2 separate regions of the Mus musculus genome follow, and region 2 is linked to region 1. Evidence: chromatin contacts called from ENCODE Hi-C or POLR2A ChIA-PET data. All regions are on one chromosome and are shown on one strand. The core of a region is the stretch at or near the end of the contact, and the rest is flanking DNA. Distances in the headings are between cores, read along the strand shown.

Region 1 (3,285 bases), core at 467-2,966:
CAAACAGTAACCCATTTTAACAATGGCGTCACATGTTAGTCATTTGCATCATCTATATACTGCTGGCATCTCAGTCTTTTAAGATTCTCTCTTCAAAGAAACACTCAGCTGGGTAAACGGCAAAAACTTAAGTCATCATTGTGCCAGCTATTAAGGCCCTGTTAATCAAACCTCAAAGAAAAAAAAAAACCACACACACAATTTGTACCTTGTTATTGGCAAATGTAGTCCTGGCAGCTTGTTTCAATCACTCTCCATGACAAGTGTTTAGAAAATATTTGTTCAAGCACCTTCAAATGAGCAGGTTTTGTTGCACCTAAAAATTAAAATATTTGTGAACTCTCATTTTACTTCCATGTTTTAATACCTTGCATGAGTGTGCACTGGCTACTTTTATGTCACCTTGACACAAGCTAATCACTGGTGTAGGAAGCTACAATTGTAAAAATGCATCCTTAAGATAGGGCTGTGGACAAGCACGCCTGTAAGGCATTTTCATAATCAGTGACTGGGGTAAGGGGGCAGCCACCTCCCCTGGGCTGGAGGCCCTGTGTTCTCTAAGAACCAAAGCGTAAGCTAATAGCATCCTCCATGGCTTCGGCATCCGCTAACTCCAGGTTCCTGTGGTGCTTCAGTTCCTGTCCCATCATCCGTCCATCACAGACAGAAAAACATTTTACTCACGCCCTTCACTGCCAGTACTAACTTAAAGGACTGAGTACCAAGCCTTGGCTTCTCAGTCTTGGTGCTTGCACGGAAAAGCTTGAGGCATATATGCAATTGTGCAGACCATCACTGGGACATTAGAACAGGAAACGGCATGGCCAGAGTCACAAATCAGAGAATGAATGATTGAACCGATTACTGGTGATGACTTATCACCTGCAAACCGATGAGAAATCCTTAATCATTTTCATATTTGAAACGCTGAGTTTACAGAAATCCAGAGTACCCAATTTGGCTTACAGATACCAACAGTAAAGTATAACATGCAGGCCTGAAATGTAGTGTTCTTTTGTATCCACACGCTTCAGAACTTACCACCACCTTCTTTTGCCAGCATCCCCACCCTGCGTGGCTTTCAAATAGTTTGAAAATTTTGCTCCAACTTTAGATCGTACTTACAGGGTTGATCCATGAATACAAGCTTTTTAGAGTGATGCCAATACTTCAGATCAAACTATTAATCTTTAAAAAAAAAAAAAGCCAAAAAAAAAAAAAAGCCTAAAATTGGCGGTCTTAACATCTTAGAAGCAGTACTTTTCCGCCTCTGTAAAATTTCCTATGGATTACTCACTTAGGAAGCCTGAAACAGACCGCATGGTGGCTTTTCTTGGGGATACAAAGGGGCTCCCGCCAGGGTGCAGGCCCAGATGAAAGCTGCCGCCAGAAGCGGCCGCTTGTGCCCGCACTTCGAAGCGTCCAGAGGAGCAGGCCTTATAACTAATCTCGGTTAAGATTTGGAGACCATTGGGAACGCGCCCCGCCGCTCACAGCGGGCCAAGGGCCACACCGAACCCGGGAGCCATGGGGCCCCCGTACCCGGCTAGAGACGGACGCCGCCAACAAGGAAGCCCTCTCCGCACACACGGGGTTAAGCAGACCGCAGGATTCGCACCTGGAAACGCCCAAGGACACGCCGGGTTCGGCCGCCCGCGGCCTCCGCTGTGCGCCATGCTGCACCGTCTGCTCGCGCTCTACGGCGCTGCCGAGAAAGGAAGTGGCCCAGCGTGCGCGACCCTAAGGCGCTCCTGTAGGCCCCGCCTCTTCCGGCCAGCCCTCTTCTGCGTGCTCGCCTTCACCCCCTCCTCTTCCGGCTCTGTGTTTCTAGTGGGGCGGAGGGAGCAGGTTGTGGGAATTAGTGCGAATACTTCCGCTAGAGCTTTTTAATTGATTTTTCAAGTAATGAATAATGCCTTAAAATAGGACAGTCTCCCAGTCCAGGTCCTTATGTTTGCTGGGTCTTCTACATCCTCACCTACTTCAGTGTTTAAAAACCGTTGGTATTAGAAACTATTTAATTTTTTTTTTCTAAGATGTATTTTATATGTATGGGTGTTTGGCCTGCACGCTAGCCATGTGTGCCTCGCCCGAGAACCTGGTACTGACAGAGTTCAGTAGAGAGTGTCAGATGCCCTGGAACTGGGGTTATATGTGACCCAACTTACAATATGAGTGCTGGGAATCTAACCCTGGGTCCTCTGGATGAACAGTCAGTGTTCTTAACTGCTAAGACATCCCCAGCCCACAGCAGCTCCATTAGAGTTAGTGTTCTGGAAGCAGCAAGCACACGGACACACTCACAGAAAGAGAGATAAAAATTGATTGTCAGAAAAAAAGGAGCGTGCAGGGCGTGGTGGCGCACACCTTTAATCCCAGCACTTATTCCCTTAAATCCCAGGCAGGCGGATTTCTGAGTTCGAGGCCAGCCTGGTCTACAGAGTGAGTTCCAGGTCAGCCAGGGCTACACAGAGAAACCCTGTCTCGAAAAAACCTAAAGAAGAAAGAAAAAAAAAAAAAGAAAGAAAGAAAGAAAAAAAGGAGAAGCTGTTAATGAGTTTGATTTGTAATAGTAATAGAATTTTTCTTAGTCATGAAGTAGTCACCGGGCTGGAGAGACAGCTCAGCTAGTTAAGAGCACTGACTGCTTTTCCAGAGGTCCTGAGTTCAAATCCCTGTAACCACATGGTGGCTCCCAACCATCTGTAATGAGATCCAATGACCTCTTCTGGTGTGTCTGAAGAAAGCTAAAGTGTACTCACATACATAAAAATAAATAAATATATCTTTAAAAAAAAAAGAAAGTAGTCACCTAATGTGTTAGAGTTACTATTGTTGAACTTAATGGTCATGATGAAACACCACAACCAAAAGCAAATTGGGGAGGGAAAGGGCTCATTTGATTTAGCATTCTAAGCCACTATTCATCACTGAAGGAAGTCAAAATAGGAACTCAAGCAGTACAGAAACCAATGCAGAGGTCATGGAGGGGTGAAGCTTACTGGCTTATCTCATGCCTTCTCAGCTTGCGTCTCAGGATCCCTGGCCCAGGGGTATCCTCACCTACAAAGAGCTGGCTTCTCTCTCAGCCTCTGACTTTTTACTCTCCTTGGCCTCAAACTAACTCTGGCGATCTGTTCTCATCTTCTGGCTCCTTCTCATTCTTTGGCTCATCCTGTGCCTTCCTCATTAACCACTAATTAAGAAAATGCCCTATAGGTTTGCATACAGCCTAGTCTTATGTTAGCAGTTTCTCAATTGAGGGACCCTCCTCTATAGCATGTG
Region 2 (3,285 bases), core at 448-2,947, 65 kb after region 1:
CTGTGGTGGCTGGGGTTGAGCAGGCAGTGCTCTTCTCCAGCCCAATATTTTTAAGTTGGGTTTTAATGTACCACTCTTGACACCCTGCAGAAAGTGAAGCATTCCCTTGTCAGCCTTTCAGACTTCCTTTTATGTGCTAATTGCTCTTTCCATATTTTATTCATTATTCCTACTGGGTTGTGATTTGATACTTAAGTTTTAGAACTTATGCATATTCCTATTAGATAATAAATTCTGTCATTGATTGTCATTGATCTTTTCCCAGCCCTGGACTTGTCTTTGCTATTTTCTTGTTTCATTTGTTTTTAACAGTGAAAACGTTTTTTGTTTTCCTTGAATAGGAAAGGGCTTTTAACAAGGGAAGCAGTCAGCAGACAGGCAGGTAGGCAGAACAGTGGGCAGGCAACCTGCTGTGATTTCAAGTGTCTTTAACTTAAAATAGTCAATGTGCCAGAGCAGCATATTTGAGAGTGGTTTTTTTGTTGTTGTTTTGAGACAGGGTTTCTTTGTATAGCCCTGGCTGTCCTGGAACTCATTTTGTAGACCAGGCTGACCTCGAACTCAGAAATCCGCCTGCCTCTGCCTCCCGAGTGCTGGGATTAAAGGCGTGCGCCACCACCGCCCGGCAAGAGAGTAGTATATTTTTAATTATTTCACCACAGATGAATTCTGTATAAAAACTGGTGCCTCTGTAAAGAAAGGAGGCAGCTGAGCTGGTGGCACTCATATAACCCCAGAATTTAGGAGGTAGAAGAAGGAAGTTCAAGGGCAGCTTTGGCTACAAGTGAGTATTAGGGTATTTTGGGCTACATGAGACTTTTTGGAAAAGAAGAGACAAGCTGAAAATATTTTTAAATCAAGAGAAGGCCAAGGAATGTAATCAGTAAGCTATAGGAAAAATACCCAGGGGTTTGAATGTGGAAAGGGAGAGACTCACCATAACCCACAACATAAAATATTAAATAATAAACTGCTTGGGAGTTCATGAAAATTGTTTTGTCAAAACACCACCATTCTTTTCATCAAGAAAGCACCAACTCTAACTTTACTGTAGTGTAGTTTCATTGTTTTAGAGAAATAATAAGCCCCAGAGGGCTTAAACTGCACTTAGTTGAACTTGTGTACATTTTAGAACATTATAATAAAAGCAATAAGGTCAACACTTGTAGGAGTGTCCTTGATTTTCTCAGAAGAGAAGTCATTTTCCATAATATCTCCTATTGGATACAACTGCTGGGACTCATCTTCCCAGAAACCAGAGGGAAAGGCTCTGGGAATGGGTCCTCTGCTGATTATCACCTCTAGGCTCCTTGCAGACTGGGTAGGACAGACAGTTTCAGAGTTTGGTTTCTACCTACATTTCTTCTTAGGCCTTAGCTCAGTGGCTTCCAGATTCTCTAAGTGGGGCTTCAGCCCTCCAGACTTTTCAAAGCCTGGGCCCCGCTCCCTCGCCCCCTCCACCCTCCGGCTTCTAGAGAGCTTCCAGCCTTGCCTGCTGGTCCGAACTAGTCTTCTAAAGTGTGTCTGCTATTCTAGCTGTTTAGGGACAGGGCTCAGGGACCTGCACTTTAACCGGTATTAAGAGTCTGCGTGCACGAACATTCCTGGCTAGGCTTTTCGGGGGGCTTCTCACCGCTCTGTCCAGTCGGGTCTGTAACTGGTTTGGTCAGTGTCCTTGTGCCAGGCTCCTCCAAAGCCAGCGGCGGTTGCCAGGCGACCAAATGCTCCAAACGCCCAGGCAGATTAAGTCTCGTGACGTCAGGGAAGCCCGCAGGGCCCGCCTTGAGTCTGGCTCTTTGTGACAGGGACGCCAGAGAGTTGGTGTTGTGCACTGGTGGTCCCGAAAAAGACCAGTTAGTTTGGGCAGAATAAGATTTGCAGGCTATCGTTTCCCTCTCCATCACCTTTGATTATTTTAGTGTCCGGTAACCACACCTGCCCCTGTATAGACCCAAAGGAATAGCCTGTAGGTACAGCCAGAACTCCACATTCATTGCTAGGATAAAACCCAAACTTGGGTTGATAGTCACGGCACTCCTCGCAGCTTGCCGCTTCCTGTCTTATTCAGGATTCTCGGGTTCCGATATGCTCTGTTCCATTCTCCAGCTTTTGGGGTATCAATAGCACGTTTTCTTTCCTCTTTTGTTTTGTTTTTGTTTTTGTTGTCTTTTGAGACAGGGTTTTTCTGTGTAGCTCTGTCTGTCCTGGAACTTGGGCTGACCTCGAACTCTGACATCAATCCACTACCTCTGTTAGGATGAAAGGCACGAGCCACTGCCATCTGTTTTTTGTTTGTTTGTTTGTTTTTAGTTTATTCATCCCACTCACCATCACCGCCGCCGCCACCACCACCTGCCCCGCACGCTCCCAGTCACAAAAATATGGAATGTTTCACAAATTTGTGTGTCATATTTGTGCAGAGGCCGTGCAAATCTCTGTATTGTTCCACTTTTAGTACATATGCTGCCGAAGTGATCACCCCTCTTACGTTTTATTCCCTCTTTATCTCAGCTTAGATCAGGGTAAACTTTCAGAAAGCCTTACTGTTGCATTTTGTTAGTTTCTGTTTTCCTCAACAACTAATATGAAGTTCTTTAGCATAACAAGGATCTGCCTTTGTAAAAGAAAAAGAAAGAAAGAGCGAAAGAAAGAAAAGAACTGAGGACAGCATTCTTTTCTCTCACCATTGTCAGTGGGTAGGCAAATGCTGTGTATACCTAATGCGGTGTATACCAGTACTTGCTTGACAAATGTTTGTAAAATAAATAACAGGAATGAAAGATAAGAAGGACAACACTTAGTACAAGAAACCATCATTCACAGTGAAAAGGACTCTCGGGATATAGTGCATACCTTTAATCTCAGCGCTATGGAGGCAGAGGCAGGTGGATCTTTGTGAGTCTATAAACAGCCAGGGCTGAACCTCAACTTGAAAATCCATTTAAAAACAAAACAAAACAAACCCCCAACTCATTGTTGAAACCAGTTGTGGTGAGGGAAGAAGGAAAGAGAAATGCTAAGAGAAGCCAGGTATAGATTCATCAGCCACAAAAGGAAAGATAATGATTCAGGCCGGGAATTCAGTTACACTGGAGAATGGCTCATGTACAAGGGTTGCCTCCCAGGAGAAAAAGCTGTAGAAGGACAGGAAGTGAGAGAATAATTAAAACAATACATTAAAACAAACCAGATGCCTGTCCTATGAGTTTAATGGATCATTCCATTGGAGGCAACAACTTTAACAAGGTGTCGAGGGCTGACTTAATTCTCTGTATAGCACTTAGT

The links. A loop is a pair of places that touch in the nucleus more often than their neighbours do. ChIA-PET counts read pairs that join two places held with the same protein, here RNA polymerase II (POLR2A).
Region 2: a map of left cerebral cortex shows a loop between it and region 1 (4-fold over the local background). The contact joins the promoter of Ppp1r42 here to the promoter of Snhg6 in region 1. A Hi-C loop is called at or near these places in 2 of 37 maps with a recorded cell type or tissue (both left cerebral cortex). POLR2A ChIA-PET finds 5 or more read pairs at or near these places in 3 of 5 experiments (Patski and embryonic stem cell).

What each region holds. Positions count from the first base shown.
Region 1 is chr1:9,942,402-9,945,686 of GRCm38, forward strand. It overlaps Snhg6 (small nucleolar RNA host gene 6), which reads right to left and starts at 1,717. Exons shown (of 4, transcript NR_024067.2): 1 at 1,619-1,717; 2 at 209-316. It overlaps Snord87 (small nucleolar RNA, C/D box 87), which reads right to left and starts at 142; the gene lies at 69-142. It also overlaps a transcript of Mcmdc2 not described here.
Region 2 is chr1:10,007,439-10,010,723 of GRCm38, forward strand. It overlaps Ppp1r42 (protein phosphatase 1, regulatory subunit 42), which reads right to left and starts at 1,698. Exons shown (of 9, transcript NM_145692.2): 1 at 1,634-1,698. It overlaps LOC115487608 (a small nuclear RNA gene), which reads right to left and starts at 2,479; the gene lies at 2,376-2,479.